Regions from separate parts of the Mus musculus genome. Here all the other regions are linked to region 6. Evidence: chromatin loops called from intact Hi-C (ENCODE). Cell type or tissue: left cerebral cortex. All regions are shown on one strand.

What was found. Hi-C counts contacts between places; a loop is a spot of excess contacts. Peaks named below come from ENCODE experiments on the same cell type or tissue, not always from the same donor. Only the 100,000 strongest peaks of a DNase experiment are listed, where the experiment ranks them.
Region 1: a loop joins it to region 6, with 5 times the contacts of the local background. A loop is called at or near these places in 31 of 42 quality-filtered maps.
Region 2: a loop joins it to region 6, with 7 times the contacts of the local background. A loop is called at or near these places in 38 of 42 quality-filtered maps.
Region 3: it touches region 6 in a loop (2.1-fold over the local background); 5 of 42 quality-filtered maps call a loop at or near these places.
Region 4: it touches region 6 in a loop (2.2-fold over the local background); 5 of 42 quality-filtered maps call a loop at or near these places.
Region 5: it touches region 6 in a loop (3-fold over the local background); 11 of 42 quality-filtered maps call a loop at or near these places.

The regions. Positions count from the first base shown.
Region 1 is chr19:5,847,588-5,852,587 of GRCm38, reverse strand. Frmd8 (FERM domain containing 8) reads left to right here. Exons shown (of 11, transcript NM_026169.4): 11 at 1-1,614. Among named protein-coding and RNA genes, the nearest start is that of Neat1, 4.6 kb to the right of the region's middle. In left cerebral cortex, a CTCF peak has its summit at 2,205 (motif pointing right); DNase peaks (open chromatin) are centred at 2,245, 3,315, 4,083 and 4,381; H3K4me3 peaks cover 1,918 bases; H3K27ac peaks cover 4,013 bases.
Region 2 is chr19:5,876,198-5,881,197 of GRCm38, reverse strand. It overlaps Slc25a45 (solute carrier family 25, member 45), which reads right to left and starts at 3,376. Exons shown (of 6, transcript NM_134154.4): 1 at 2,507-3,376; 2 at 1,306-1,349; 3 at 1,042-1,113; 4 at 573-758. The coding sequence starts at 2,543. In left cerebral cortex, a CTCF peak has its summit at 2,995 (motif pointing right); DNase peaks (open chromatin) are centred at 2,529, 3,039 and 3,404; H3K4me3 peaks cover 789 bases; H3K27ac peaks cover 2,046 bases.
Region 3 is chr19:6,015,804-6,020,803 of GRCm38, reverse strand. It overlaps Gm10814 (predicted gene 10814), which reads right to left. Exons shown (of 5, transcript NR_045783.1): 3 at 4,992-5,000; 4 at 4,321-4,487; 5 at 2,345-3,006. It also overlaps a transcript of Capn1 not described here. Among named protein-coding and RNA genes, the nearest start is that of Capn1, 3.1 kb to the right of the region's middle. In left cerebral cortex, CTCF peaks have their summits at 2,469 (motif pointing right), 4,099 (motif pointing left) and 4,888; DNase peaks (open chromatin) are centred at 2,482 and 4,089; H3K4me3 peaks cover 1,073 bases; H3K27ac peaks cover 557 bases.
Region 4 is chr19:6,022,361-6,027,360 of GRCm38, reverse strand. No RefSeq gene overlaps it. Among named protein-coding and RNA genes, the nearest start is that of Capn1, 9.6 kb to the right of the region's middle. In left cerebral cortex, no CTCF peak of the experiment used is centred here; no DNase peak of the experiment used is centred here.
Region 5 is chr19:5,954,067-5,959,066 of GRCm38, reverse strand. Pola2 (polymerase (DNA directed), alpha 2) reads left to right here. Exons shown (of 18, transcript NM_008893.3): 3 at 1-34; 4 at 192-249; 5 at 2,953-3,059. Among named protein-coding and RNA genes, the nearest start is that of Pola2, 7.6 kb to the left of the region's middle. In left cerebral cortex, a CTCF peak has its summit at 2,215 (motif pointing right); a DNase peak (open chromatin) is centred at 2,222.
Region 6 is chr19:5,784,462-5,789,461 of GRCm38, reverse strand. No RefSeq gene overlaps it. Among named protein-coding and RNA genes, the nearest start is that of Scyl1, 16 kb to the right of the region's middle. In left cerebral cortex, CTCF peaks have their summits at 2,221 (motif pointing left) and 2,862 (motif pointing right); DNase peaks (open chromatin) are centred at 2,215 and 2,845; H3K27ac peaks cover 397 bases.

The sequences.
Region 1 (5,000 bases), 63 kb before region 6:
GGTGCCCTAGACACAACCAGGCACAGCCCTAGGCAGGGCCAGGCCACACTCGTCTCAGATGCTGTGGGCCTGGGTGGGGTGCTGTGCAGGGTCTGCTGGAGTTTCAGACCATGGAAAACTGACATCCAAGCCTTCCCTGAGCCTGGTGTGGGTAGAGCTGTGCTCCAGCCCTTTCTACAGCCTGCCTCTTCCTCTGCTCCAGGCTGGCAGCTGACAAACCCTGCTGCCCTCCTGCTCTTCCCCAAGTGCACTGGTCTTCCCTCTGGAGGGACTGCTGGCGGTTCCGATGGCAGGTGACTGAAGGCAGAGCTTGGGACCTGCAAGTTCAGTGTTTGCCTTCGGTCATGGGCCCTTGGTGACTTTATCTTGCATTCCTTCTGCTGACATTCCACCATGCTGGCCGGCCAGGCTGCCACCTTTTCCCCTAAGTTATGTTGGAACTGGAGGGCACCTCTGCAGGCTAACCCCTTTCTTGTTGGCCTTTACTGATGTCTCTGTGCTGAATGGTGGCTCTCCTAGGAACCGGTTCCATGCTGCACATAGGAAAAGCCCTTACATGTCCCTGGGCTGGATTGGCTGTCCCATACCAACCAGTTCCTTTGTTTTCCTGTGATCTGGGTTTAAGGGTTAGATTTTGCCTTGTCTCCTGTGCTCTGAGCTGATAAAGCCTGGGGCGTGGCAACTCCGAATTGCACTGCACTGTGGGATTCCCTGAGGCCAGCCACAGCGGCTCAAGCCACCTCTCTCCGAAGGACATCGCAAAGGCCTATCTGTCCCCAGCTCTGCACCCCTGGCAGCCTTGACTGCTCCTGGGAAGAGCTAGTTCTGGGAGTGGAGCTGTCCTGGCCCTTAAGCCCTTTGTACTCCCTGGGAATCCCCACTGGATCCCAGAGACATAGCTTAGCTTTGTCTTCTTGGTGGAAAGCCACAGAAATGGAAACCATCATCTCTGAAAATGAAACCAGTTTGCCTGCCAGTGAGCTCCAGAAGTTTTGGCAGCAGAGAGAAAGAAAAGGCTGACCTCACTATAAGGCATTGTCTGTAAGATGATGTCACCTGCCACTGTAGTTAACCCTTTAGGAGCCTTGTGTGTTCCCTGAGCTACCAGCCCACTCTTGGCAACCTTTAGGTCATCTTGACTGCTGTTGATGGCTTCAGATCATTATGTGAGGGGCCCAGATGCGTGTGCACAGGTACACAAACTCTACATTTCCATTTGAGCCTTTGAGTTTTTTAATTACCACATGTGCCTTAACCCTCTAGGACAGAGCACTGTTTTACTAAATAAATGTCTTGAGTGTTCCCAGTCTTTCCTATCACTGGACTTAATAAAATCATCACCTAGCACACTTTGGAATGGTTATAATATGGAATAGCCAGAGTATGGTAACCACACGTGTCCTGTGTGCCCATGGTATAGCCTCAGGTCTTCACCCCAGTAAAATCTCATCTGGTAGCTCCTGGGGACCGGTCTCCAGGTCTCCATAGGAACCAGGTCTGGGAAGACTTGGGCTCACTTCTGTCTGGGAGGAACCTGTACTTCCCCCACTGCAAGCTGTGGCAGCAGCGATGTTTGGAGCTTTGGCCCTATGGAATAAAGACCAGAGGTTGCAGGTTCAGTCTCACTGTTTTCAGAGGAAGGGAGCCACATGTCTTTTTCATTATTTAAGATTTATTTATTTACTTCATATATGTGAGTACACTGTCCCTGTCTTTAGACACACCAGAAGAGGGCATCGGTTCTATTACAGATGGTTGTGAGCCACCATGAGGTTGCTGGGAATTGAATCCAGGACCTCTGGAAGAGCAGCCAGTGCACTGAGCCATCTCTCCAGCTCCTGTCCCTTACTTTTGAGATGGGGGTCTCGATAAGTTACCAATACTCGCCTTAAACCCTTGGTTCTGTCAGCCTCCTGAGTTCTGGGGTGATAGCTTTAAGGTAACTGGAACCGAGAGGCCATGAGGAAAGCCTGAGTTTGACCTGGATGGAGCCTTGCAAACCAGAGCAGCCTGGACCCGAGGGAAGAGTAAATCTCAGGGCAGATTCTCACTACCCGTCCTTGTCCCTGACTGGGAAGCCCTTCAGAAGTCTCTGGCACTCCACCCAGTCCAGGACTGTACCTGGGTTCAGATCCTTCCCCCCACCCCCAAGTCCAGTGCCTAGGGGTGGAGAGTCATTTCTGAGCCTGCAGAACAGCAGGTCCAGCTGTGACCAGCAGGGGGCAGCTGAGCCCTCTCTTTCTGTTGGGCTGCAGGCATCGTGAGTCAGCACTTGAGGCCCGGCCCAGCCCAGTTGTGGCGCCTGGAACGGAATGTACCTCCAGGGACAGAAGCCCTACTCAAGAACATGCACTCTTGATGGCCAGAACCTTCCCCGTGCCCCTGGGTTCCAGGTATATGAGAACCCCAGGATCCAGGACCATGAAATGGATTCTGCTTTGGAAACTGTTTGTTTTTCTGTAAAATGTCAACTCAGTCCCAATGTTCAAAGCCAGGAGGACTGTTTGGGGAAATCCAGAGGTGGGCAGGGCTTGAGGACAGTCACCTCATGTGTTCCACCCGGTTCCCACGGAAGCTGCTGTCTCAGCCCCTGGCCTTGCACTGCGCACCTTCCTCTTCCCAGCTGCCCTCATTCCCCACTCACCGAGCCCTCACCTAGTCTTCTGTCCTTTTAATGCCTGGGAGCAAGCCCAGGGCCCCGTGACTGCTGCATAAGCACCCTAGTACTAGAGAACCCGTTGACCCTCCCCCTTAACAAAAACAGGGGTTCTCCTTGTAGCCCCTGCTGTCTTAGAACTTGTTCTGCAGACCAGGCTGGCTTCAAACTCACAGAGATTTGCCTGCCTCTGTCTCCTGAGTGCTGGGATTAAATACCTCGGAGCTTGGTCCCAGTTTAAATTATTTTACATAAATACGATTTACAACAGAAAGACTAAAGAGGTCTCTAAGACCTCTCGGTTTCCTGCCACCTGCCAGGTCACAGGCATTTGGGTGGTTTCAGTAATGGTCACAGACACCCTAAGCCAATGAGCACGGCCCTCCTATACAAGGTCAAGATCAGCAAGGGGGTGTCACGCCACCCACTGTGCAGCTGGCAGAAGCCGGGCCAACCTCTGTGATTGCTCAAGGATGGCACTCAGACCAAAGCCAGGTTGTAGAAGGCTCAAGGACAGCCTAGTGAGCCCGTGTGGAGCAAGCTGGGGTCCCTGTGGTGGCAAGCAGGTCCTAGCCTGAGGATGTTCTCATTGAAGAGTGACCTGTGTGCTGGTCCCAGAGGAGGGGGAAGGGAAATACGACACCAGCAGATGGCCCTACAGGAACTGGTTCCTAGGGGGGAGGCTGGGAAAGGACATGCAATTCAAGGACTATAGGAAGCAGGGCCGTTTGTGAGCAAGCACCAGAGGGGTCATGGAGGTTACTGAACCCCCAGGGTAAACGAAGCCTGTCTGCTGGGCTACAGTTCCTACCTCCTGCCAGAGCACCTCTGGGCACAGAGAACTGGGGGCTGAGAAAAGAGGAAATGGTGTCAGAAAGGTGAGCTCAGGGAAAGGTCCGGGAAGGGGAGGGACAAAGAAGCCGGGAATCCAAGACCCTAGGGCCAGGGCCAGGCTAAGTGCTCAGCAAAGTACGGGGATAAATCAGAAACACAGCCCTGGGAGCTTTGGATGGGGGCTGATACCATCTCTGTTGCATTCTGCAAGTCACGGCCTGAAGTCTGGCTGAAGTTCTTCACACGCCCAGGACACCAGCCAAAGGCTTCTGAGACAAGAAGCACACAGAGCCCACCTAATGCCCAGGAAAGGCAGGGGTCCACACCTGAGCACCCTCCTGCTGTCTGAGGACACCCCCTCAAATCCCTTCTGCTTACATCTGGTCCTCAGAGCACCCTCCGACCCGCCGCCGCCGCCACCACCCCAGTCCTCGGGCTCACATGCACTGCAGCAGAGCTGAGCTCCTTGTTTGAGTCAGTCCACAAATATTTACCAAGAGCCCGCAGGATTCAGAGTGACCTTTAGAAAATATAAGCTGAAGTCATCCACGCTGGTGCCCACGTCTTGCCAGAGCTGTGGGCTCAGAGATCTAGGACACACTAGACAGAAACCCTGCCCCCACAAATCAAGTTGGGGGAGGGATGGGACAGACTGACTTATTGCTAGAGCTCCCTTGAGAGGTGACTTTGCAGCCCTGGCCTACAAGAGCTTATGATTGTAGGGAGACAGGGAGCCACTGGGTGAGATCTGTTTTCATAAAAAGAGTTCACTTCCAGATTTTTGCAACAGTGGGGGAAGGGTGAGAGATGGGCCCCTTCCCACCAGAAGAGCCTGGCAAATTTGGGGCAGGGCTTCTTTATCGGTTCCAGCTCCTGCCAGGGCAGTGAGTGCGGATGGGAAGGCTTCCTGCCAATGCGCAGTGACTGTGCAGTTTCCTGACCCGCATGTCTCAGGGCTCAGTGTGAAGGAGCCCGGGCAGAGGGGCCTCTGGCACCAGGAGAAGCACAAGGGAACCTAAAAACACTACAGCCTAGAAACTGGATCCATGGAGGATGGGGGCTGGAGTTCCAGAATATTCTCTTGTGGTAGCAATACTGGCATGGCCCTGCCTTTAGGGCACTTCGTCCCTTCTCTCTATTCCAAGAGATTTTGTAGGAAATTCTGAGTCTGCCTGGGTCTGGAAACAACAGGGCTGAGCTGACTTCCAAAGAAGATGAGGCCAGTGGGGGGCTGCCAGGTCCCTGAGAAAGAAATTGGAGCGTGCTCCCCCTTTAATCGGACATCACAAAGAGAACCCCATTTTGCTCTTTGCCCTCCATCCCAGAATCCCATAGCTGGGAAGGGGCATGCCTTAGAAACCAGGCAGGCTCCTCTGGCTGTCACCCCTCAGCCCCACCCACAGACCTGTTTACCACAATCTCCTGGAACAGCTTTTTTGATTGGGGGAGTTGCTGCTCTGCCCTAGTCCTTCAGTGGGATGGAGGTCCTCTGTGTGAAGGAAGAAACTCT
Region 2 (5,000 bases), 92 kb before region 6:
ACCTGGTTACTTCAGTGCTGAGAACAAAGACCAAAATAAATGATGGGAGCGACTCATGCACTGATTGGCCAAATCGCAGCATCTGTGACCTCTGGCCTCAGGCAAGGCTCAGAGATTGCGGTTACCCTGTACTGCAGGCAAAGGCCTGGTTGAGCAGGTGGCATGATCTCTAGGACCCCTTTAGGATCACTTCAGGACAAAACTCAATTCTACTGAGTATGACAGCTCCTCAGGGTCAAAGGTCACCATGCTGTATAGTCTCCCCACAACTTTGGGGCTGGTAGAGCCTCTGAAGGTAGACAACCCTGACAGCAGGCATTGACTGCTTCTGCCTGGCATCTTCTTCACACTGACCCCCAACTCTCTGCTTTTTGCCCTACCTCCCAACTTCTGGTCTCCATGACCTTTCACCTCCAGCCTGACCAGGCACACCATGGCTAGGTCAATGGGAGCAACGTCTACAAGCACCCCTTAGGAAGACCTTCTTATGCACGGCTGGGAGTCCCTGGGGGTGGGGGACTCAGATCCATCACTGTGCCACCTGCATGTGTGCCCATGAACGACGCTCTCACCTGCAGGAGGCCCCCAGTACAACCTGCTATAAAGATGTTTGTGTAGCTGGGTGGCTGGGCCCGTCGCTCCTGATGGGAGGTGGCTGTTAGCGCCAGGAGCGTGTTGCTGTACACTCCGAACAGGACGGAGTTGACCAGGGCTACACTGGCGATGGGGAAACTCATTCCCTTGAAGAAACCCAGGACCTGCAGAGCAACATGGTAGCACCGTTACTCATGGTGGGCTTCCGTGTCCCACATCCAGCTCTGGCCAGGCCTCTGAGCTGTAGAGCACTTCCTCCCAAGCACTGTGTCAGGCAGACAGCATGTGAAGGAGGCTGTGAGAACCCCGTCACCACTTTTGAGGCACTAGAGGACTCTCGGATACCCTCAAGGGTGAAGACTTAGAAGCTGTTAGCAAGCAGCAAGCAAAGGAAACAGACCCCACCTGCCCCGATGATTCTTTACCGCCAACAAGTGGGCTACCTACTGACTCATGGCGGTAAGTCTTGACTACGCAGTCCACAATGCCCTGGTACGTGCTTTGGGTCTGTAACCGCACCTGGATAGAAAGTACTGGTTATGTGAGGCAGATGGGCAAGCCAGGGCTGCTCCTACAATGGCAGCCAGGTCACCCATGCAGCAGACGCTGGCAGGCAGGCACACCAGTGAGCCAGCCCAGCCAGCCAGGCCCAGTCTCTCACCCAGGTTCCAGCCAGACCATCTATTCCTCTGGTGCCTTTGCTACACTCACCTTTACAGTGTCGAATGGGTGCCCCAGGACCAGGCCCACAGCTCCTGCGGTGGCAAGAAGGTGGTATGAGTGAGGCCTGTGTGCCAAGTCTAGGAAGCAAGTCTATGCTAGAGGAAAGAAGGATGCAGGCTGGAGCAGGAAGGCTGCGTGTACTCAGACACCCACCACCTACATTCTTGGGGCTCCACAGACATTCCTGCTGCCCTACTCTGCTCCCCTACCATACCTGGTACTGGGTCACAAAGACGCTGGGACAAAGGAGGGAGACCCATGGCCTCACTTGAGGCCACACACACAATAGGAAAGAACCAGGTGTTACACTATCCCCAGCTCTGACCGTGGAAGATGAGGCTCCAGACTGGTCGTTCTTAACCTGTGGCTGGTGACCCCATTGGGGGTTACAGATCAGATATTCTGTGTATCAGATATTTATGTTATGAATCATAACAGTAACAAAATTAGTTATAAAGTAACAGTAAAATAATTTTATGGTTGGAGCTCACCATAACATGAGGAACTGTATTAAAGGGTCACAGCATTAAGAAGGGTGAGAACCACTGCTCTAGAAGGAGTAGCTACTGTTTCTAACTGTGTCAGCAGTACTTCAGCCTTCCTTGCAGAGTTCTGTGGCCTTGAATGAGAACAGGCCCTGCTGGCCACCTCCTCCTGCCTTCTGCCTTGTCACAATTATCAGTACAGAGTGGGGAGCCCTTCTTAGCGTCCTGCTGGACCCAGGGGAGAAAGCCACACACTGGCTAGTCTTAGTCTCTGCAGAAGATGCTGTTTCTGGGGCTTGGGGTGGCCCTCACCAGGGGTGCGTTCACAGTGTCCTTTCTCAAGGCTCAGGAGTGCACCCATTGACAGGTAGGGCAGATTTCCAAAGGTAAAATAAGGACAGGACAGCCGGAGAGATCAAAGGTAAATGTGTTCTGGTCCCCTCACACTGGTCTGGGAGAAGGGCTTGGGTGAGGTTGTACCTTGGCTGTCAGATCCCCACCGCCCCCCGACAGTATGGCCTTCGGATAGAGAAGCAGTTCCTGCTTGCTTCTTTCCTCTCGGCCTCCTTGGCCATTCCCAGAAGGCTCTGGGGACAGCTGGGTGCGGGTGCTCCAGAGGGAACAACTTCTCTCAACAACCCATCCTCCCAGGGAAGCCACCCACCCTTAGGGATGATAGGACAAAAAGAAGAAAAATGTCTCACCAGAGATCCAGCCAGCCACAAACTCTTCCACGGGCATTTTCTGGGCTCCTGTGGGAACTGGTACTCCGAGCAGGCCCGCTGGAGACTGTTGCAAGTGAGATTCCCCACCCCCTTTCCAAACCCGATAACCTCCCACTAATGTTTAACCCTGGCTGGAGTGTGCGTGGTGGCCCAGTGCCCAGACCTCAGGCAACCATTAGCGAGAGTGAGCCAACGTCTGTGACCCTGAGACTGGAAGAGGCCTGAGAAGTAATGGAATCTCTAGAGGCAGGTTGACAGCCACAGAGATCCAGGGTTCTGTGCCTAGACAGTGACAGCCATGCTGGCTCACAGAGGATGCCAACTGAGTCCTAGTTTGGCGAGCCTCTCGAAGGCTGCCTTAGTGAGCAAGGACCTGGGCCCTGCTTGACCAGCCAGTTCATAGCAAATTCCCATTCATTCCCACCTACCCTGACAAGCTGTGGGGCTATGTGAAGTCAGAACGTGGCCACGAGGTGGCAGTCCCAGGCTACAGTGGCCTGCAGCAGCCACCTATGCCTAGTCAGAATAAGAATAACCCAAAAAGAGGGAGGCCCCGGCCCCCAGAAGTGACTCACCAGGCCCTGAAGCCTGTTTGTCTGCTCTCTCCAGAGTTGTTTACAGCCATGAATCAGAACCGCAGCCTCCTTTTGCCCAGGGGAAGAAACAATGGGCTTTTGACTGTGCAGTGGCCCACTGCTGCGCTACATCAAAACCAAAATTCCGCTCTCCTGCCTCTCTGCCTCACGATGATGGGGCAAGATGGTCCTCAGCAGATACCAGGGCTTAGATTTAGATTTCCCTGTTTCTAAACTGCAACAGTTGCAGTTCCTTTCTTTAAAAACTAAGAAGGAAGAGGCCGAGTCGGAAGAGGCTCATGTACCGCCCTTCTCCTCTGACCTCATGTTCTGCTTCCTGCTCCACTGAAAAGGGCTCTCAGCCGTGAGGCCCTAATGCCGGCATTGCTTCCTCTTCTTGGACCTACTCTCTCGGACCTCCTTCAAGCTAGGGCTGAAAACTCCCCTTTTTAGTGAGACCACTCCACAAGTCATCTCAGGGACAATTGTAATGACCCCTGGCCCCCGGTGCCCCTGCCTCTGCACAGCCACCTACATGCATAAGGACCTTTATATGTAATATATATGTAATAGGACGTGGTGAAGATTCGTGAAAACCAAGGATGAGGGCGAGAGCTGCTACTGTTCCATGCGACTTGACTGGGCCTCTTTCTGAGATGGAGAAACTTTCCTGGGGACCCGAGAGGGTCTGGGCAGTGGATGGTGTCGCAGTGCTGTCTTCCCAGGCCTGTTCTGAAGGCTCTTGGTCTTGGACAGAAGTCGGTCTCTGGACAAGTCCCTTGCCCTTGCTCTTGTCGCTGATCTATTATGAGCAGCTAACTGGTTGTCTATGCAGTCAAGGACCTGTGACTGCTTGATCCGTTTACATGTTTAAAGGATTAGAGAACGTGGCACAGGGTAGACAGAACACATGCTAATGAATGACGAATGGATGAATGAATAGAAAGGTCAGGAGCAGCATCAGTGGCCAGAAGAATGAAAAGTCCAACGTTGGAATGGGCAAAGACCATGTGGTACACATACACAACGCAGTTTTAGGGTGTAAAGGACACTAACATGGTGTCACTTGCAAGCAACTGGGCAGAAGTAGAAGATTATTATGGGAAACAAAGTAAGCTGACCTCAGAAAGACCACCAGCATCACACTTTCTCATGGGTAGACTCTAAAATTACACACACACACACACACACACACACACACACACATGCACACACACACACATACACACACTTTCAATCTTGTAAGATTTGTGTGGCTGAGTGTTTTCCCTACCTGTTTCTTTCAGGTGTAGCTCAGGAGTAGAGTGCTCAGTTTACATGTACAAGGCCTGGGTTGAACACACACAGACACACACAGAGACGGAGAGAGAGAGAGAGAGAGAGAGAGAGAGAGAGAGAGATTTTTTTTAAGTATCCAACACATAAATGGTAGCTACTAATCCTCTTGGTTCCATTTACAGAGCCCATAAGATGGCAAGTGACAGAGAGAAAAGGGCTTGGCCCATGTGCAGCACATGGTGGATAAGAAGGAACTGAAGATTCCTCCTCTCCGCCTATAGTGGTTTATGTCTTCTATAGCAATGCTGAGGCCTTCTGTAATATTTGTTCTTTTGTTGTTTTGTTTTTGTCTTGGTAGTTTTTGTTTGTTTGTTTGTTTGTTTGTTTGTTTTAGAGATAGAGCCTCACATATCCGAGGCTAACTTTGGACTAGCTGTGTGACCAAGTTTGGCCTTGACTCGTGCTGATCCTCCTGTCTCCAGCATCCAAGTGGTAGGATTATTTGCTTCCATGGTTGGCCTGCCTACTACAGTTTTGCTTGTCCCCACCCTCCTGCCCCCCATACAGGGTCTCACTGTATAGCTCTGTGTGCTCTGGAAATCAGAGATCTGCCTGTCTCT
Region 3 (5,000 bases), 230 kb before region 6:
TTTTCTTAGTTAAGATTCTCTCTTCCCAGTTGTCTAGGTTTGTATCAACTTGACAGAAACAGTCTGTTTAAGACAGAGAGTTGTCACTTGGCCATCCTGCTTGTGGATGACAGCTGAGAGTAAAAGAGTCACCTGTGAAGGAACCTTTAACCTGTGTGTTCTACACTAACTCTGAAAGCTAAGGATGAAACAGGGGGACCTCTGGCAGGGGTGTGGTTCTGCTAGCTGAAGATAGTTTACCTTTGGAATTCTGGGGACTCTTAAGAGAGCTATATAAAGGCCAGAGCGCCAAGAGAGGGGGAGGCTGCTGCTCCCCCTGCTGCTGGGGTTTGAAGTGGTCATAAGCAAACACACAAGAAGAAACTGGTTATCAAGGAACTTGCCACTCTCAGTCAGCAGTCAGCAGGAAGTAGCCTAACAATATCAATGCCCCTTGCCCCTCTCGCTTTCTTTCTCTCTTACCTAGTGTTGGGGGGCAGATGGGATTGGGGTGCAGAGGGTGGTAGGTAAAAGAACCGACCAATAAAATAGCCAATTCAACCCAGCCTCATCTCATTAGCCCACTCAGGGGCTAGAGTTGCATTTGATATATCCCCATTTCCCAAGAACCCCTCCCCCATCTGCCAGTAAGTTCCTGTGGCTTTAACAGCTTTAGTGAGGTCTAAACAGATTACATATTTAAAATGAGTATCTTTTTTTTTTTTTTTTTTGTTTGTTTGTTTTTTGAGACAGGGTTTCTCTGTATAGCCCTGGCTGTCTTGGAGCTCACTTTGTAGACCAGGCTGGCCTCTCGAACTCAGAAATCCACCTGCCTCTGGCTCCAGAGTGCTGGGATTAAAGGCGTGCGCCACCACGCCCGGCTTCAAAATGAGTATCTTGTTTCAATATGTCATATATCCATGAAACCTTTATAGTCAGAAGAATAAAGAGGTCACCACTACCACCACCCACCACCCCCTGCCAAAAAAAAAAAGTTTTCTCAAGGTCCTTGGCAATCCCTTCCTCTCACCCTTTTCATCCCAGTACTTCCCTCACCATGAAACACTACAGTAGTGTGAATTCCCTAGAACTTCCCCTTGCTTCCTCATGGGTGTTTGAATGAGAATGGCCCCCATAAGCCTATATGTTTGAATACTTGGTCCCCAGTTGGTGGGATTGTGTGGGAAGGATTAGGAGCTGTGACCTTGTTGGAGGAAGAGTGTCAAAAGTCCATTGCATTCTCAGCCACTGCTCCTGTCCCCTCCCTGCCTGCTGCTGTGCTGTCACCATGACGGCCATGAGCTCACCCTCTGAAACCATAGCCCCCATAATGGCTTCTTTTGTTTCTTTGTTTGTTTTTTCCAAGATAGGGTTTCTCTGAATAGCCCTGGCTGTCCTGGAACTCACTCTGTAGACCAGGCCAGCCTCGAACTCAGAAATCTGCCTGCCTCTGCCTCCCAAGTGCTGGGATTAAAGGCGTGTGCCACCACTGCCTGGCCCATAATGGCTTCTTGTCTAAGTTGGCTTGGCCATGGTATCTAAGCATGCAACAGAAAAGCAACTAAGACATCTGCCCCTTCTTCTCTCCTTCCTATTCTTCCTGCTGGGGCTCGAACCCAGAGCCTCGTCTATATTAGGTTTTTGTTTGTTTGTTTTTAAGACAGGATCCTGAAGTTTCAAACTTGTTATGTAGCTGAAGATGACTTGAATTCCTGATGCCCTGCCTCTACCTCCCAGGCGCCGGAGCAAAAGAGCACACCACCATGCAGTTTAAGCTGTGCTCGGCATTGGATGGAGGGTTTGAATGGTAGTTTGAATATGCTTGGCCCAGGAAGGTGTACTATTAGGAGGTGTGGCCTTGATGGAGTCAGGGTGTAGGCGGGGCTTTCAGAGTGTAGGCGGGGCTTTGAGATCTAGTGCTCAAACTCTGCTCAGTGTGGAAGAGTCTCTTCCTGGCTGGCTTTAGATCAAGATGTAGAACTATGGGCTCCTCTAGCACCAAATCAGCCATATGCTGCCATGCTTCCCACCATGATTATAACGGACTGAACCACTGAACCTGTAAGCCAGCACCAATTAAAGGTTTGTCTTTATAAGCGTTGCCTCGGGCGGCTGGAGAGATGACTCAGCTGTTAAGAGCACTGACTGCTCTTCCAGTGGTCCTGAGTTCAATTCCCAGCAACCACATGGTGGTTCACAACCATCTGTGATGGGCTCTGATATGTTCTTCTGGTGTTTCTGAAGTCAGCTACAGTGTATTCATATACATAAAATAAATAAATCTTTTAAAAATTAAAAAAAAAAAGTTGCCTTGGTCATGGTGTCTCTTTATAGCAATAAAACCCTAAGACAGAGAGCTTTGTGTGTGCTAGACAAGCGCTTTACTCCACTGAGCTACATTCCAAGCTCCATTTATTTACAAATTTGTTTGATATTTATGGTTGTTTGCACATGTGTGCACCATTTCGGGCAATGCTCACAGAGGCCGGAAGAGGGCGCCAGAATCCCTGGAACTGGAGCTACAAGTACTCACGTGGGTTCTGGGAACTTGAACCACACGCAATCTTGCTGCTCTTGCAGAACCATGAATCCAAGATGAGTTTATGCTACACAAGCAAGGCTGCATCTCAAAAACTAAGGAGACTTGCTATTTTCCATTTTTGTGCTCTGCTTATTACAATTGTTGGAGCAATATAGACACAATGTTATTCCCGCAGTTCACCATCAGGTTCATCCTTAATGTCGCTGCTCTGAGGGTTTACAGATACAGTGCACACAATACATGCCCTGTATCTACCACGACTGTAGCTTCCTGGCCTTGAAAACATCCTGTGATCCATCCAGTCAGCCCTTACTCCTCATCTTCTGCTAACCAGTTATCTCTTCATTTTGTCTTTTTTCTTCCTATCTTTTCCAGAAAGTCTAAGGTTCAGAATCATTCAAGACACCACTTTCTCAAGATGGTCTTTAAGAAGGCTCAGTGGGTAAAAGTGCTTGATGCCAAACTCGGCAACCCGAGTTCGATTCCTGGAACACACATGGTAGAAAGAGAGAACAGAAACATGGACACTAACGTGACTTATACATGCCCCTTGTTTCAAAAAAAAAAGAAAAGAAAAGAAAAAAAAGTGAATCGGTCTGGAGGGCATTGCCTGAGGACCAGTTTGTTTCTGCAGCTTAAAAGTAGACTCCATATTCCACCTTTCATGCTGAGGCTGGCACTACCCTCAATGATCATCTCGTCAAGTTCATTTCCTGGTGTGACAATGAATATGGGGACAGAACCAAGGTGGTGGCACTTAGGGTCCACATGGCTTCCAAAGAGTAAGGGCCTCTGGGCCACCAGGTCAAGCGGGATCAGGAGAGGAAGAGAGGGATTTCTTTGTTGGGGGTGTCCTTGCCCCTACTCAGCACCCCAACACACAGAACATCCCCTCCTTATAGTACTGCACCATAGGTCAGCAACAATGTTCAGGTCCCTCCAAAAGGGACACCTGCCACCTTTTTGACTTGAGCCATCCTTTTCTGTCCCTGGATTTTAAATATTTATTTATTTATTTATTTATTTTGGTTTTTCAAGACAGGGTTTCTCTGTGTAGCCCCCTTTGCAGTCCTGGAACTCTCTCTGTAGACCAGGCTGGCTTCAAATTCACAGAGATCAGTCTGTCTCTGCCTCCAGAGTACTGCCATTAAAGGCCTGTGCCACCACTGTCCTGCTACAACATTCTTTGATCGGGCTGCCCATGTCTCTTGACCCCTTCAGCCCACCCTTATTTAACCTCCTTTGCTTGTACAATTCTGAGCCACCTCCAATAGAATGACATCTAAACTAGCAGGGCTTAGTGGTAAATTCTGTAATCACAGCAGTTGAGAGGTGGCGGCAGGAGGATCCGGAGCTGAAGGCCAGTCTCAGCTACATACAGTTCAAAGTCGGCCTAGGCTACGTGAGACCTTATGTCAGGGAGGGAAGAGCTGGCGAAATAGCTTGGCAGTTCTAGAGGGCTTGCTGCTCCTCTAGAGGTGCTGGGTTCAGTTCGCAGCCTTCACATCAGGCAGCTCTTTGATTGCCTGTAACTCCAGCTTGTGAGGGTCTGAAACCCTCTTCTGCCCTCTTGTGCTTACTTGCATGCATGTGCACACATAAATAAAACAACAAAAATCTGAACCCCTGAATCTGCCTAACCCTGCCACTCTCCCCTCTTTTCTCCCCGGAGTAAGCAACACCCGCTACACCTCATGTCCTCTACCTGCCTAGGCTTTCTTCAGGCACCACCCTACCTCTCCCCCGCCCCCGGCCACGCGCATCTCCCCACCCTTGCCAAAGTTCCTGCCTTTACTGACACCTGCATTAGATGAGGCTTCAGTCGGGGAAAGTGTGTGGACCAACCCTTCCTCTCCATTAACCATGAAGGCAGAGGCGTCTTCATCAGCTCATGCCCAGCTGAGCATAACGCCCAGGTGCGAAAGTTAGACGCAGTCAGCTCTTAACTTTTGGAGTGTCGAGGTGCCTAGAATCCCAAGAAAAGCACCATCTATTCAATGAATGCTTGTCCATCTTATGTAGCTTGATCGGCCATGCTGTGACCTCTATAACTGTGAAGAGCCTTGGGACCGCTCCAATCCCTCTGCATCCTTGATGCTCCAAACTCTTGTAGTGCGCCCAGGGGGATCTGCAGGTCCTGTGTGAGCCTGCCCTGGTGTTCCGGGCCTCTGCTGCCCTCTCCCGGGTCAGGTAACCCCCACAAGGGAGCTGATCCCAGGTGCGCAGACCAATTACTTGAAAGAGAAGGCCAGAATGCTACACAAAGATTGGCTAAGGCCATTGTCCCTCTTTTTTTTCTGCACGGTTGGGGAAATCGAGGCACGGATTTACCTAAGGCCATGCAGGGTGTGCGCAAAGACCGCTAGGGCGGAGTGCTAGCTCTGCAGGCCTGCGCCCTAAGGTGAGGGGGTGGGGAGCTGGCTCAGCCCTACAGCGGGTCTGCGGCAGGGACCGGCCGGGGTGGGGCTACCGTTTGTCT
Region 4 (5,000 bases), 240 kb before region 6:
TGCATGCTTACACTCATGTCCTATGCTCCTTCTTTTTTGCCTGCTAAAGGTTCTTCTTGAAATCAACGTTCCCTGGCACTCTAACTCCTGCTCTGCTGTCTTTGCTTAGATTTTTGTACTGATGCCACTTTATGGGCATTGGTTATGGAAATGGCGCCATATTGTTATGGCATGTTTGCTTTAAAATTTTGACTTAGTCTTTTTTACATTAAAAATTTCAATATTAAAAAAAAAGAAAGAAAATGGGACTTCCCCCTTGGTCTTGGGATTCCTTAATTTCCCCAGTTGCTAGACAATGTTAACTTCTGTCCCTAGTCTAGATTTGTCTCAGCAGATTTTCACCTGGCTGGCAGACTCCACCCAGGGATCACCCATGGACTGAGCTCTGGATTTGCTGAAAGCTGATGTTACCAGCCGATGGGATTGCTCCCCCGCCTGTTGCCTGTCTGCTGGATCAGCTAATCAGATGCACTGCCCAGACTTTGACTAGCCTCTCACCCTTCCTGGGCTCCGGATAACAACATCCTGATGTGAGCTGGAAGCAGTGACCATTGTCCCATGCAACAAGCTAAAATGCTAAGTCAAAAGGAAGGACACGCCAGTCTCACCACCAGCCTGATCCAGCCTGAGATTTGACATTTTATGTCCCTTGCATGATAAACTTCACTTCATGGTTTATCCAAAACTGCATTAATGCTCTCCAACCTATGATTTTGAGAGCATAATACAATGCCTTATATAATAGACAGGAGGCATAATATTAAAGACTTGATTCGGGTACATAAAGACAGAGGGAATGTTGCACTGACATCCAGGCAAAAGAAACACATTGAGAGTGCCCCCCTCCCCGTTTCATTTTCAGATTCCATTTAATCATAGGGAGAAGCCGGATTCCAGGTCCCAGGCCCTGAGGGAGCCAGGGTCTTCCCCACAGCTGAACAACTTCAGTTGTAAACAGTTGTCTGAGTCCCCACATCTCTGGGACAACTTGTAAGGAGACGATTGTCTGGGTCCAGCCATCTCAAGGACAACTTCTCCATCTTGCCGTCAGGGTCAAACAAGGTCATGTTCCCAGGCCTAGGAGTGAACATCTATCCCATTTCTCAAACTATTTTCTTAATTGTCTGTTAACTGGTAAAGAATATAGAAATTTCTGTTATCTAAACCAAGGTGCATAAGTTATAAAAATATATAACCGATGGCCTATTACTCCTTAACTGACTATGTGAACTTGCCCACTCCTTTGTTCCCTTATTCTAAAATTCCGGTCCAGAGTCCAGGAGGGGACCTGGCTACAAAAGCTGAATTAAGGACCTTGAAGCCAGATAGCCCGAATATAACTCAATCTCCAGTGGGTACTCCCTTGCCCAACCCATGATGTCAAAATAAGACTGGATAACCCTGCAGCTCCCTATGCCCCCCCCAGCTCTACCTCCCACCCCCCACTTTGTGTTCCCATCCTTTATATGTGTTGCACACGTTCCCTTCAGGGACAGGGTTCAGATCCTGAACTGGCTGCCTCCCTGCGTGCTCAAAAAGTAAAGCTTGCATTTTAAGCTCCTTTTTAACTTGGAAGCAAGTTTTCTTGGCTTCCACCCCAAACCCAACACACCACTTGTATGCCTGGTACCTGTGGAGGCCAGAAGAGGGCACTGGATCATCTAGAACTGTAGTTATGGATGGTTTTGAACTCCCATGTGGATGCTAGGAACTGAACCCAGATTCTCTGCAAGAACAACAAATGCTCTTGGGCCCTGAGCCGTCTCCCCAGCCCATAGAGAGCTTGTTTTAAAATAAAGGAACTGGACATGTGTTATATTCCTAATGCCAGCACTAAGGAGGCAGAGCTAGGTGAGCATCTGAGTTCGAGGTCAGCCTGGTCTACTGGTCTATATAGTGAGACCCTATTGAGAAAGAAAAGGGGCAGGGTGAACAGAGAGAAACTCAGCTACTTGAGCCTTTGGAATCCTATGGACCCACCTTTACTTTGCTGAGGCCTCAGTTTTCTGTAAGATGGGTCTTCTGTTCCACTCACCTCCCAGCAGGAATAACAGAAAACCCTTCCAGCATTTAGCACAGCTCCACTGAGGCCAGCCCTGCCTTGCTGCAGTCCTAGCCTGGGGTCCCAGAGGACCCCAGGGGGTCCCAGGACGGCTTCACCTGGGGACTGGCATGAAATGAGGAGCAGCTGTGTGAAGAACAGAATCATCCCTGCCTCACCTCGAGGAGGTCTGAGGCCTTGGCCTTCTCCCTCTTGGCTGGCAAGTCTGGCATGTGGTGGGATCATGACAGAACCTGCTTTAGGCTTCAGTGTGTCTCATATCACTGTGTCAATAAAGGGGTGACCTGTGTCCCCTGCTTCTCTTCTCTACTGCAGAGGACACCCCACATACACCAAATTCCTCTCAAAAGAGTCCCTACTTTCAGACTTCAGAGAAAATGAGACACAGCCTGGGGTAAAGGCTCAGAGTCGCTTGCAGGGATGGTTGGATTAGTGGGGTGTGAAGTGGGTTGCTGGGTCCCCTAGTCTCCTGGGATAGTCTTGCTTTTAACCCTTAAGCTCACATCTTTAGGCTGTCCTCCTCACCTCCCTCATTATGTCTTCCTGGATAGTCACTTGTGTGTGTGTGTGTGTGTGTGTGTGTGTGTGTGTGTGTGTGTGTTTAAGGCAGAATCTCATGTCTTGAACACCAGGCTAGCCCTCCAACTTGATACATAGCCTTGAGCTGCCTTGAATTTCTGATCCCTCTGCCTCTACTTCCCGGGAGTGGGTTATAGTGTGCAGTTCCACCGCTGGCTATCGAGGCATTCACTGGTTTATTTTGAGACAGGGTCTCACTCTGTAGCTCAGGCTGGCTTTAAACCCAGTCTCTTGAACCACCTTCCTGCATGCTGGGGTTTATTTATTTATTCCTTTATTTGCTTACTTATTTGGGTTTGGAGGGACAAAGTCCATGTAGCTCAGGTTGGCTTTTAATTATCAACATATTTTTGCATAACCTCACAATCCCCCTGCCTCCATGCCTCGATTATACCTTATCTTTTCTTCCCTGCACCAAAATGTCTTGTGAGCGAATGAACCTAGTTGCTAGCCCTTCCTCCCCATTGGCTCATCTGATCCTCTTCCTTTCGTACCTCCTGCCCAAGGTCTTGGTCTACTTGCCAGTGCATTTCTGGCACTATGAGTGACTGTGGCGGTCTGACTGGCAGGGCAAGGCCACACACAGCCTCCGTGCCCTTGATCTCATTCCTCTCCAAGTAGATTCCTTGCCAATGACGTGGAGGAGGATGCGGAGGAGCCTAAATTTGAAATCTCCCCTATGGGTCCCAGGAGAAGCATGGTGCTCCCTAGTGGGAGAGTTCTTGAGTACTGCGGATTCTCTGAGGCCTTGTGTGGGCTTTGGAGCTGCAATGAACTAAGAAGAGGTGAGATCTGGCTGGGGTGCTGAAGTTGGGTGCCGAAGTTGGGTGTCCACTGCTGTTCACAGTCTACTCTGCCCTTCTCAGATCATGGCTGAGCAGCCAACTCCGGGGCCTGCAACACATCAGTACCTTGGTGAAAGGAGCTGCTCTCGAGTCAAGAGCCCCTCCCCACTGGGCGCAGCCACTGGCCCCTGCACCACATCGGGCTTGCGGGTCAGGGGCCGGGGCGGGGGTCAGGGATTGGCTTCTCTGCCATCTGAGAGTCATTGTTCTCACTACCAAAATGATCTCTCAGTGGTCAGAAATCTCCCAGGTGATGTTCTTGTACCCTTAGATGGGACTGGAGCCAGGCACCTACACCTCTGAGTTAGAAGCCAGAAACTGTTCGGAGCCAATACTGGGCCGAGAGAGAGAAGGGCATATGGGCTGGGTCTTGCTCAGCCTCTTCCTAGCTTTGTGGGCATGGCAGGTTTCCCAGTGCAGTCCCATCGCATCCCCTACCTGCATCTTCCCCAGCCCTCACTTAGCTCTAGCTGATGACCTCCACAGAATCAAAAGCTGCTTGCCTGCTTTCTAGTTGAGCCATGCTCTGCCACAGACTGTCTGACCTCCTGCCTGTGGGCCTCAGGATGGCAGTGTTTACTCTGCCCCTCACTTTCCTCTTAACCCGAAACGCACTCCACTCCTAGAGCACTTGAGTGTCTGATGAACTTGGTGCTGCTCAGGTCCGGCTTGGTTTCTTGGCCTCAGGTGGTGGGGGAGGGTCCAGGCAGCGTCAGGCAGTAAAAGCAGAGTACCAGCTCTGCTCTCCTTCCCGCTGGCGGCCAGTTGCTGTCATCCCGAGTCTCAGTTTCCCTTCTGTGACATTTCTATTCCTATATCTTCAGGGTTAGGACTGTTTGTAAGTGAGGCGTGGCGGCCAGACAGAGACGCATACCTATAATTCAAGTGAGGCAGAGGCAGAGGCAGGAGGATCAAGAGATCAGAGTCACCCTGTGTGACCTAGGGAACTTGAGGAACAGCCTGGGCTACTAGACACCTTGTTTGAAAACCAACCAACCGGGCTGGTGAGATGGCTCAGTGGGTAAGAGCACCCGACTGCTCTTCTGAAGGTCCAGAGTTCAAATCCCAGCAACCACATGGTGGCTCACAACCATCTGTAACGAGATCTGACTCCCTCTTCTGGAGTGTCTGAAGACAGCTACAGTGCACTTACATATAATCAATAAATTTAAAAAAAAGAAAGAAAACCAACCAGATGAGACAGACACGGTTCCTTCCTGTGGCTGCGGACAGCTGCTCTGCATTAAGTGTTATAGTACAGTTCCCAATAGTACAGTTCCCCCAAAAGGGAGAGTGACTGTCCGTGCTGGGGGACTGCTCTGTAGCAGAGTCCATACTGCACCACAGGTTGAACCCTCAGAAACCAAAGCAAACTCCAAAAGTAAATTTGTTAATGGGGAGGGAAAGGCTGCTTAGAGGGGGTGACATTTAAACTGGACACTCATAGGAAGATGGGCCTGTGATTCTTGCACTTTGGAGGTGGCTCTAGGAGTGGTTCCCAAGGGGCAGAGGGC
Region 5 (5,000 bases), 170 kb before region 6:
CAGGAACCAGAGACATTGTTTCTATACAAGAGCTGTATCCTTTTCTGCTGAAGGTCTTTGGACTAAGCACATACATGTGCTATGTAATTTCCCAGGTTGTATATATGCTTTTAAAACAAACTTTAAAAATGCCTAACATTCAGTCTCTCATTTACTCTCCTGTAGTTGCTCTCCTTGACCAGTGTTTTCAGAATTGAAGCAGAGGAGGAAGAGGAGACCCTCCTAAGCTCTTATACCACACCCTCTAAGGTGAACATGCGGCATCTGGGAATTGCATCCTACACATAACTTTTTTTTTTTATGTATATGAGCACACTGTAGCTGTCTTCAGACACACCAGAAGAGGACATCAGATCCCATTATAGGTGGTTATGAGCCACCATGTGGTTGCTGGGATTTGAACTCAGGGTCTTTGGAAGAGCAGTCAGTGCTCTTACCTACTGAGCCATCTCTCCAGCCCGTAAATAGCATTCTTAAAACCACATCACAGAGCTGTGCATGGGGGCACTCACCTTTAGTCCCAACACTTGGGAGCAGTGGCAGGTGGATATCTGTGAATTCCAGGGCAGCCTGGTCTCTTTAAACACAAGGTTCACGTTGTGAATTACCTTGTGTGAGGAGAGGGTGTGTCTGAACTGGTCCTGCCTTGCCTTTGTCTCTCCACTCTGACACACTTGTTATCTTGCTTGGTCTTCAGGCATACCAGACCTAGCAGCCTGTCAGAAGTGGCAGCCTCCTGTCTCTTCCTCTTGGATCTTAATTTTGGTTCATTTCTTTCCATTACAGACGCTCTCAGAGTGTGGGTGCTGCTTCCTTCCCTGTTCTTTGCCTAGGGCCTGGGCCATGATCACTGCAGAATTAGTGCACTAGAGGAATCTTTTTGAAAAAATAGCTGGAGGAATCGTAAAGTCATGTTTATCCTTTGTTTTATTCATCCTTTGTGGAGAAAGGTTTCATGAGAGCTAGGAGTGTAGCCCAGTGGGTACATGTTTAGTGTCTTCAAGGCCCCACAGTTTGTTCCCAGCCGCCCACCTCCTAGAAATGCCTGAGGGAATGATGCAGGTCACACACTGGTGCATGGTGGTGGACATACAACTGCTTATAATGATAAAAATTAAGAATGACATATCCTAAACAAGGAGGCATGAAAGTTATTTATGACCTCAATCAGAGTTATCTTAATCAGAGATTAAGGATAAAGATTGTACCAGTGTAGGAAAATGCATATAGAATTTAAAAATCAGTATGTAAAAAGCCGTAAGTTTTAAGTTTAAATTAGGATAACTATTTCAGTGACTATATTTAGTTGAAAGATATTAAGATACAATTAAGGAATGTTCAAGAGTGGTTATTTTAGACAGGTGTGGTGGCGCACGCCTTTAATCCCAGGACTTGGGAGGCAGAGGTAAGAGATCAATCTCTGAGTTCAAGGGTCGCCTGGTCTACCCAGCTCTAGGTCAGCCAGGATTACACAGAGAGACTCTGTCTAAACAAACAAGCAAGCAGTGACTGTAGAGGGCCATCAGTGTGGAGAGCGGTCACTTTAGAGGACTTGCCTTCCGTCCCTAGAACTCATGGAAGGTGGATGAAGAGAGCCAGCTCCACAGGGCTGTCCTCTGACTCCATACTTGTACCAGGGCAACTAAGCCCACACACAATATGCACACACTCACTAATAAGTAAACATAGAAAAATTTAAATTTAAAATCTAGTTTGTCAGCCAGGGGTGGTAGAAGCACATCAAAAATTGGGGGCCAGCCTCAGCTACATAGAGAGTTGAAGGCCAGTGTGGGCTTTAATACCTGAGACTGTCTCAAACAAAAAACAGGCTGGAGAACTCTCTTGTCAGTTATGCGATCTTGCAGAGGACCCAAATTCAGTCTTGAGCACCCACATTAGACGGTTTACAGCTGGGTAACTGCAGCTCCAGGGGTCCTGATGTCTCTTGCGGACCCCCCCCCCCCCAGGTACCTTCACTGCATGCACATGCTCACACAAGCACACAGGAATAAAAGTAAATAAAACCACAAGTCATGGTATAGCCAGTGCTGGCCCACAGTTGGGTAACCTTTGCACTGCAGCTCCCAAAAGCTAGGATTTCACGTATGAGCCATCAGCCCTTCTTAGTGATGGCTCTGAGTCTGTTCTCACCTTGGATCTATCCCACAGGCTCTACCAGTTGATAGATTGGTGGCATTTCCTTAAGTGCACCAACAGGGGGAGCCCTTGAGCCAGAAAAGTTTGTGCATCTGAGATGTGTGGTTGTCCTGAGCAAGACATTGTCTTTCCTGTTAGTCTCCCATTTTCCTAGGCTTTCGGGAATGTTAGGTCCCGTGATTGGGTTTCATCCTTAATTCTGAACTTATCTGGCTTCCTGTTGTTGAGCAAAAGAAAAGAAAAAGTAAAACAAAACAAAAACAACAACAAAAAACCCCCAACCAGATGTGACTTAGTGAGGTGTTTGCTGACTACTCTCTCCAAGTATGAGCTCAACCACCTTATCTGCCTGGAGTTGGTCCAGGGTTTAATTGGGAAAATGTGTGGTAGACTTGGCCAAAAGAAGTGTAACATGGTCCCATCCCTTCTCGGGAAGATGTGTGCACACAGGTCAAAGCTATGCATTGCCAAACTCTGGTCTTTCTAAGTGCAGAGAGTGGGGGAGGGGATGAAGATGCAAGTGCGGGTTGGCAGGTCAGGTGGCTGGCCTGCCCTGCTCCTTAGGGGAATGTCTGCATTCTTGTCATGACAGCCTTCAGTGCGCAGATAGTGTCCCGGTGGGTGTTGGGTTACCGTTGAAGGTGTGTGAGCACGGAGCAAGGCTGGAGATGGTTCCTGAGGCTCCCCGTCCTGCCCCATGTCCCTTACTGTACCACCTTGTCCTTTCTAAGGAACTGCAGCGCTCTACACTTGAAGCCAGAGTGGGTGGGGTTTCACTTTTCATCTTGTCTCTAGGGTCCTCTCAAGCGAGTTAGCAGCACCCCAGAAACCCCCCTAACCAAAAGGAGCGTCGCTGCTCGCAGCCCACGTCAGCTTCTCTCACCGTCAAGTTTCTCCCCGAGGTATGTATCAGAATCGATTCAGGCGCCAAGAAAGCCACACCTCTTTCTCTGCTGACAAGCTGAACTGCTTGTAACTTATTAACCGCCATGGGAGTGGGCCGTCTGCTTCGGGCTGGCCGGAAAGCCTGAGATTCTCTGCCTCGTGGAAAATTACCGTTCCGTGCAGTGATTAAGGAAGCTTGCTTTCCACCGCTCCTCCAAGGCTCACTTCCTAGATAGGGAACTGATAGCTCCTATTGAAAACAGCCTGGCTATTCAGAAGGCCAGGCGCCTGGCGGGTCTGGCCAGTCGAGGCAAAGCTCACCTGCTTCTGCTTGCTTGCGTTTACTTGGCTTTCTTTTTGTAAGATGAAGTTGTTGTTGGGTGGGTTTTTTTTTTTTTTTTTTTTTTTTTTTTTTTGGACAGGAAAAGCATGCGGCTTTGTTTGCAGCATTGCATAACCTGTTCACCCCGTGCTCAGGTGACAGCTGCCTTCTGAGCGTTTTCTTCTCGTCACTGAATCTTCCATCACCAGCTTACTTGATACTTCCTCATGGCCGCAGCCACTATGCAGAAATCCACAAATGGTGGGTCTCCGTTAGAGAGACCCACAGATGAGTGCTTGGCTGAGGAGACCCGTCTGCATGACTGTCACATCAGGATGGGGCTCAAACAGCAGGCCAGCTGTTAGGGAAATACCGGCATCTGGATCCCTTCTAAACCAACCAGAATAAGGTTTCTCAGGTCTGCCGGGTCAGAGAGGCAGTGGTCAGTCCCATGGGCTCCACGGGCTCGTCTGGCCTCTGCAGTGCCAGGCACACAGATGGCGCACACACATCTACACAGGCAGAGTACTCGATGCACAGAAAATGCAGATCTCAAAGAGCAGAGAGCTCTGCAGCATTGACCACCAGTGGTCACGGAGTCGTGGAGGACAGTGTGGTTTCACTGGGGTCCACCTGGTTTGGAGAGTTCTCAAAACTGCTTTCAGATTGAACTTTCTAGACTTCTGAAACAGGAGAGTTCAAATAGTTGCTGCAGAGCCATTTTGGGAGTTATGCTCTCTAAGCGCGAAGCCCTTTTACATCTGTCACTGTGGCCATATTTACAGCTGTGCCCTGCGAGCATCTGATGACAGTAGAGGGCTGTGAGGCATGGCCCTTCATGGGTTTCACTCTGAGAAGTTGGTGACTTCCCTGCCTGGTCGTTTTTTAAGTGTACAGTAAGAAAGCTGACCTCAGAAACTTATGAAAGTGGCCTGTGAATTACTTGGGTTGAGGCAACCCGGGAGATAGCCATAATTGAGCTCATTTTCCCTAGCTCATCTGGAAAGCAGGGGTGTTGGCAACAGGTCCAGCCAGGCCCTATGTGCAGGGACTTCCTACGGCGTTTCAGTGTGCCGAGCCGAGCGTGGTATTTCTAGGCCTCCCTGTCAGCGGTGTTCACAGCAGGAGGATTACAAGTTTCCAGAGGGACCGGCAACACCCCAGTGTCCTTGGAGGTGTGATTTACAGTCGGAAGAGACAGAATGCAGCCGTGGGGCGGGGCCGAGGGGGGCTTGCTCCCTGTTAGCTGTTCGTCCATTGCATCTCCGCCTCTCAGAAGCAGGGGAAAGGTTCATTGCTTGTGTTGAACTTTTATTTTAGTGTCGCTTGTGCTTTGAACTGTGAGGTTTTTGTTTTGAGGTCGGGTCTTATGTAGTCTAGGATGTCCCCCTGAGTGCCCGGGTTGCAGACCTTGCCACCAGGCCTGCTCTCAACTGTATTGTAGGCGTTTGTATTGCTCAGCAATCCGACCCAGTCACTGTTTGAGGATCAAATGGCAGCCAGTGACTCACAAGGAAGGAAAGTACGTGAAACTCAATGCTCAGTCAAGTCCAAGCGCATCTCGTCTTAACTTCATTTAGTTCTGATGGAGAAAAATGCCAGCATTTTTATGTTTCTTCCCTTAAACTTGTAAACT
Region 6 (5,000 bases):
TTTTTTTAAATATACTTGTGTATGCACATATGTGAGTTTATTTGTGTGGGTGTACATGTTCATGTGTGTGAGAATCGACATTGGGCATATTCCTTGATCACTTTATTGAGGCAAGCTGTCTCCCTAAACTCAGACCTCGAGAATTTTGGCGAGTCTAGCTGCCTAGCATGCCTCAGTGAGCTCCTGTCTCTGTCTCCTGAGAGCTGCCACGCCTATCCATCTGATCTGGCTCATGTTGCTTGTCAACATGATGACATCTGGAATCAACTAAAACCTAAATGGATTTTTTGGTTTGGTTTGGTTTTTTTGAGACAGGGTTTCTCTGTGTAGCCCAGGCTGTCCTGGAACTCACTTTGTAGACCAGGCTGGCCTCTAACTCAGAAATCTGCCTCCCGAGTGCTGGGATTAAAGGTGTGCGCCACCACTGCCCGGCCAAATGGATTTCCTTGATTGGATTATTTGAGGTGGGAAGACCCGTCCTAACTCTGGGCCAGCTCTGGGGACAGCTCCGGTGACAGAAGGAAGCTTTTGCTTTTTGTCTGCTTGCCCTCGCTCCTGCTGCCAAGTGCATCTGTCCTGTAGCTGAGACATTCTTTCCCTGGTGTCAGAACCTGCTCTTCTGGGTCCTCACTCAGACCAGCAGCACTCCAGGATTCTCTGGGACTCTGGCACCGGACTGAGACCACGGATACCCCGTGTCCTGGAATGAACGACCACCAGATTCTTTGTTTTTCCATGAGGAGTCAGCCATTGCTGATTAGTATAACATAGCCTGCAAACCACCCAATAAACCCCCTTGTAATATATATAGTCATTCTATATGCTCTTTCCCTTTAGAGAACCCTGACTCACACTTCATCCTTTAGTGGGAATCCAAACTCCAGTCTTCACACATGCATGACCACCTTTTTTTTGGTTTTTTGAGACAGGGTTTCTCTGTATAGCCCTGGCTGTCCTGAAACTCACTTTGCAGTCCAGGCTGGACTCGAACTCAGAAACCCGCCTGCCTCTGCCTCCCGAGTGCTGGGATTAAAGGCGTGTGCCACCACGCCCGGCCTTATTATTACGTTTGAGACAGCCCCAGCTTGCCCCAGACTCCCCATCCTCTTGTTTCCTCTTCCTCAGACCTGGGATTATAGGCTGGCTTGTGCCACCATGCTTTGTTTGAGGGTGACACTGCACATGTTAGTCTCACACTGCCAACTGACCTACATCCCAGGCTGCTGTGTGCGTGTGCATGTGTGGCCAGAGAGCGACTTTGTTATACCCCAGGAACAACTGTTAGCTTCTTTTCTGAGCTAGGCCTGGATTGAGCTGGCTGGAAGGGAGCTCCGAGGATCTGCTTGTCTCTGCCTCCCGGGCACTGAGACTGCGTGTGAGGTCTGGGTATGTAACTCGGGTCCTTGAGCTTACAAGGCAAGCCCTTTATCAACCGAGCTCCCCAAACCCAGCAAGCTTTTTCCTATTTCTTTTTTAAGGTTTGGTATCCATATATTGCTCAGACTGGTCTGAAGTTCTTGGGCTAAAGGGAACCTTGGGCCTCAGCTTCCTGAGTATCTGGGATTGCAGCAGGTGTCACTGTGCCTGGCTTAGAAGGAATGTGTTTGTTTGTTTGTTGGTTTGCAGAGGTGAGGCCGGTAGAACTCACTCACCACATAGCTGAGCATATTGGTTAGGTTTTTGTTTTTTGCCAGTTTGACACAAGCTAGAGTCATCTGGGAGGAGGGAACTTCAATTGAGAAGATATCTCCATCAGATTGGCTTCTAGGCCACTCTATGAGGGCAGTTGTTTGATGGGCAGATTGTCTGCACTGCAAAAACCACAAGCTGAGCAAGCCATTGAGAGCAAGCCGGTGAGCATCCTCCATCTTCTCTGCCTCAGCTGCTACCTCCAGCTTCCTGCCTGGGCTTCCCTCCATGATGGACTGTGACACACAAGTATAAATAACTCTTTCCTCCCTACACTGCTTTTAGTCTGGGTCTTTATCACAGTACTAGGAACTGGAACGCCAAGGCTAGCTAGAAGCCATGGTCCTGCTGCTTTGAGCTCTCGGATTACAAACATGCCCTGCCAGGCCTCATTTGGCAGGGGGTGGGAACTACAGAAATAGCTCAGTGGTTAACAGCGAGCTCTTTTGCTCGCAGCAGAGGATCTAGGTTCATACCCAGCACCCAGGAGTCAGCTCACAAGAATCTGTAACTGGCTATCTGATGCCCTCTTCTGGCCTTCTCAGGTACTGCTTGTGCGTGGTGCACAGACACACAAGGAGGCAATACACTCATACACGTAAAATAAAAATGAATAAATCCGGCTGGAGAGATGGCTCAGTGGTTAAGAGCACGGGCTGCTCTTCCAGAGGTCCTGAGTTCAATTCCCAGCAACCACACGGTGGCTCACAACCATCTGATGCCCTCTTCTGGTGTGGCTGAAGGCAGCTACAGTGCACTCATATAAATGTTTAAAGAAGAAACTGAATAAGTCAAGCACGACAGTGGTGAAGCTGACAGCCGAGGGTCAAAAAATGCCTGCGAGCCAAGGCTGACCAGAGCACAGAAGAGCCACAGATCCCCCGAGTGGAAGCAGAGAAGGCCAAGAACCCCATAAAAGCTGTGGGGTTGGCCTGTGCTATCAGCTTCCCACTTGGTGTCTTTCTTCATCCTTAGCAAGCAGGAAGTAACAAGGACTGTTTGCATCAGAGGAAGGGAAGCCCAGCAGAGCACGGGGGCGTCCAAAGCCGGTGAGTAAGAGAGTTGAGGGTTCAGGGCCTTCTCCCAACCAGCTCAGTTCCCTGAAGCTGGGTCTGGAGTACAGGCCTGAGGAGCCCGGCAGCCTTGGGGAGGCTGAAAGTCACTACCACTGAGGTCCACTAGAGGGCGCGTGATGCCCAAGTTGTCACTACCTGACTCTTCTACTCTGAACAACCAAAGGCAAATAAGTTACTAAGTACGTGTGTGTGTGTGTGTGTGTGTGTGTTATGAACCAAGCATAAATAATTTTGTTATTGTTTTATTTTTTTTGCCCAGGCTGACCTCAAACTCAGCATCACTCATCTTTGCCTCTGGAGTGCTGGGATTAAAGGCCTGCACCACCAAGATTGCTAAAAACAAATCTCTTTTTAAAAAGATTTGGGCTGGTGAGATGGCTTAGCGGTTAAGAGCGCCGACTGCTCTTCCGAAGGTCCTGAGTTCAAATCCCAGCAACCACATGGTGGCTCACAACCATCCGTAACGAAATCTGATGCCCTCTTCTGGAGTGTCTGAAGACAGCTACAGTGTAATTACATGTAATAAATAAATATTAAAAAAAAAAAAGATTTATGTGGCCGGTTGGTGGTGGCGCACGCCTTTAATCCCAGCACTGGGGAGGCAGAGGCAGGCAGATTTCTGAGTTTGAGGTTAGCCTGGTCTACAGGGTGAGTTCCAGGACAGCCAGGGCTATACAGAGAAACCCTGTCTCAGGAAACCAAAAATATTTATGTGTTTTATGTATATGAGCCAGATCCCATGATGAATGCTTGTGGTTGCTGGGGCTTGAACTCAGGACTCTGGAAGAGCAACTAATTCTTTTATCCACGGACCTGTTTCTTCAGCCCCCCAACCCCCAAATGGATCCTTAAAAAAGAAAAAAAAAAAAGGGTGAAAAGAATGGTTTTGGACTTAGGAAACAGGTTGCAAAAATAGTTTGGCACATTATATGCCTTTTTTTAAACCAAGAAACACACAGGATAAATTTGCTGCTACATACGCTGTTTTGACATTGTTTTCAAGCAAGAACACATTGCTTATTAAACACAACACAATCTGGAACAAATGGAATTGTGGGGCACATTGGGCTGAGCCAGAACTCAGCTGTGCAGGGCAGTCCTGCCAGGAGAGAGGTGGGGAGGGGGGAGGGAGGCGGGGTCAGGAGAGAGGTGGGGGGAAAGGAGGTGGGTTGGGAAAAGTTAATATCATGATGCAGGAAGCAGGTCGTTGGAGGGCTGCTTTGGAAATTGGAAGTGTCAATGATTGGCTGCGGTGCTGTTACTGAGGGTAAAGATGGGGCCATCACTGAAGATGTTCAGGTAAGTGACGGCAAGGGGGTGGAGAGTCAGTGAAGTCGGGCTGGTGACTGGGTCCCGGAACACATACTTAAGTCCTGCTTGGAGCGTGGGAAGAAGTGTTGGTGAACTAGAGATGGGCAAAGCTATGTGGTTTAGAGGGATCTAGAGATACGCAGTGGAAAGAGCTGGGTTGGGGATTGGATGGGGAAGAGCTTGTAGGGTCTGAGATGGCCTCAAGGTGTCCTGCCTTGGCCTGAAGCCAGCTCAAAAGCCCTCTGCTGACAGCCTCCCTCTTACCACAGACCACTGCCAGTGCCCAGTGGGTAGAGCGCCCAGTCAGTTCCCTGACACCCTTTTCTGCACAATGAGCATACTCTAGCCCCCCATTACCCACCTTTGTTCTCTGCACCCCCTTTTGGCTCTTCCGAACCTTCAGTCTTCTCACCAAGAAAGAAAGCCCACTAGCAGCTGACACACTCTCAGAAAAGGGGTTGGAAAGGAGAGGAGAGGCACACTGGATCCCACTCTCTCTCCTGAGCCACCAGGGCAAGCCTGGTGTCCATGACTGTTCCTGGGGACTCTATCCACCCCAGACAGACAGGACAATGACTGAAGGAATGATTCCACCCAAGCTGGAGAGTTTTGTTGTTGTTATGGTCTGGTGTTTTTTGTCTTTGTTTTTTTTGTTTGTTTTGTTTTGTTTTGTTTTGTTGTTTTGTTTTGTTTTGTTTTTCTAGACAGGGTTTCTCTATATAGCCCTGGCTGTCCTGGAACTCACTTTGTAGACCAGGCTGGCCTCAAACTCAGAGATCTGCCTGTCTCCCCACCACCAACCGGCACAGGTTTTTGTTTTGTTCTTGTTTTTCTTTATTTTTCCTTTTCCCGAGAGAAATAACTTGAAGTTGGATGAGTAGGGAGATGGGTGGGGGGGGTATCTATGAGGACTCGAGGAGAAAG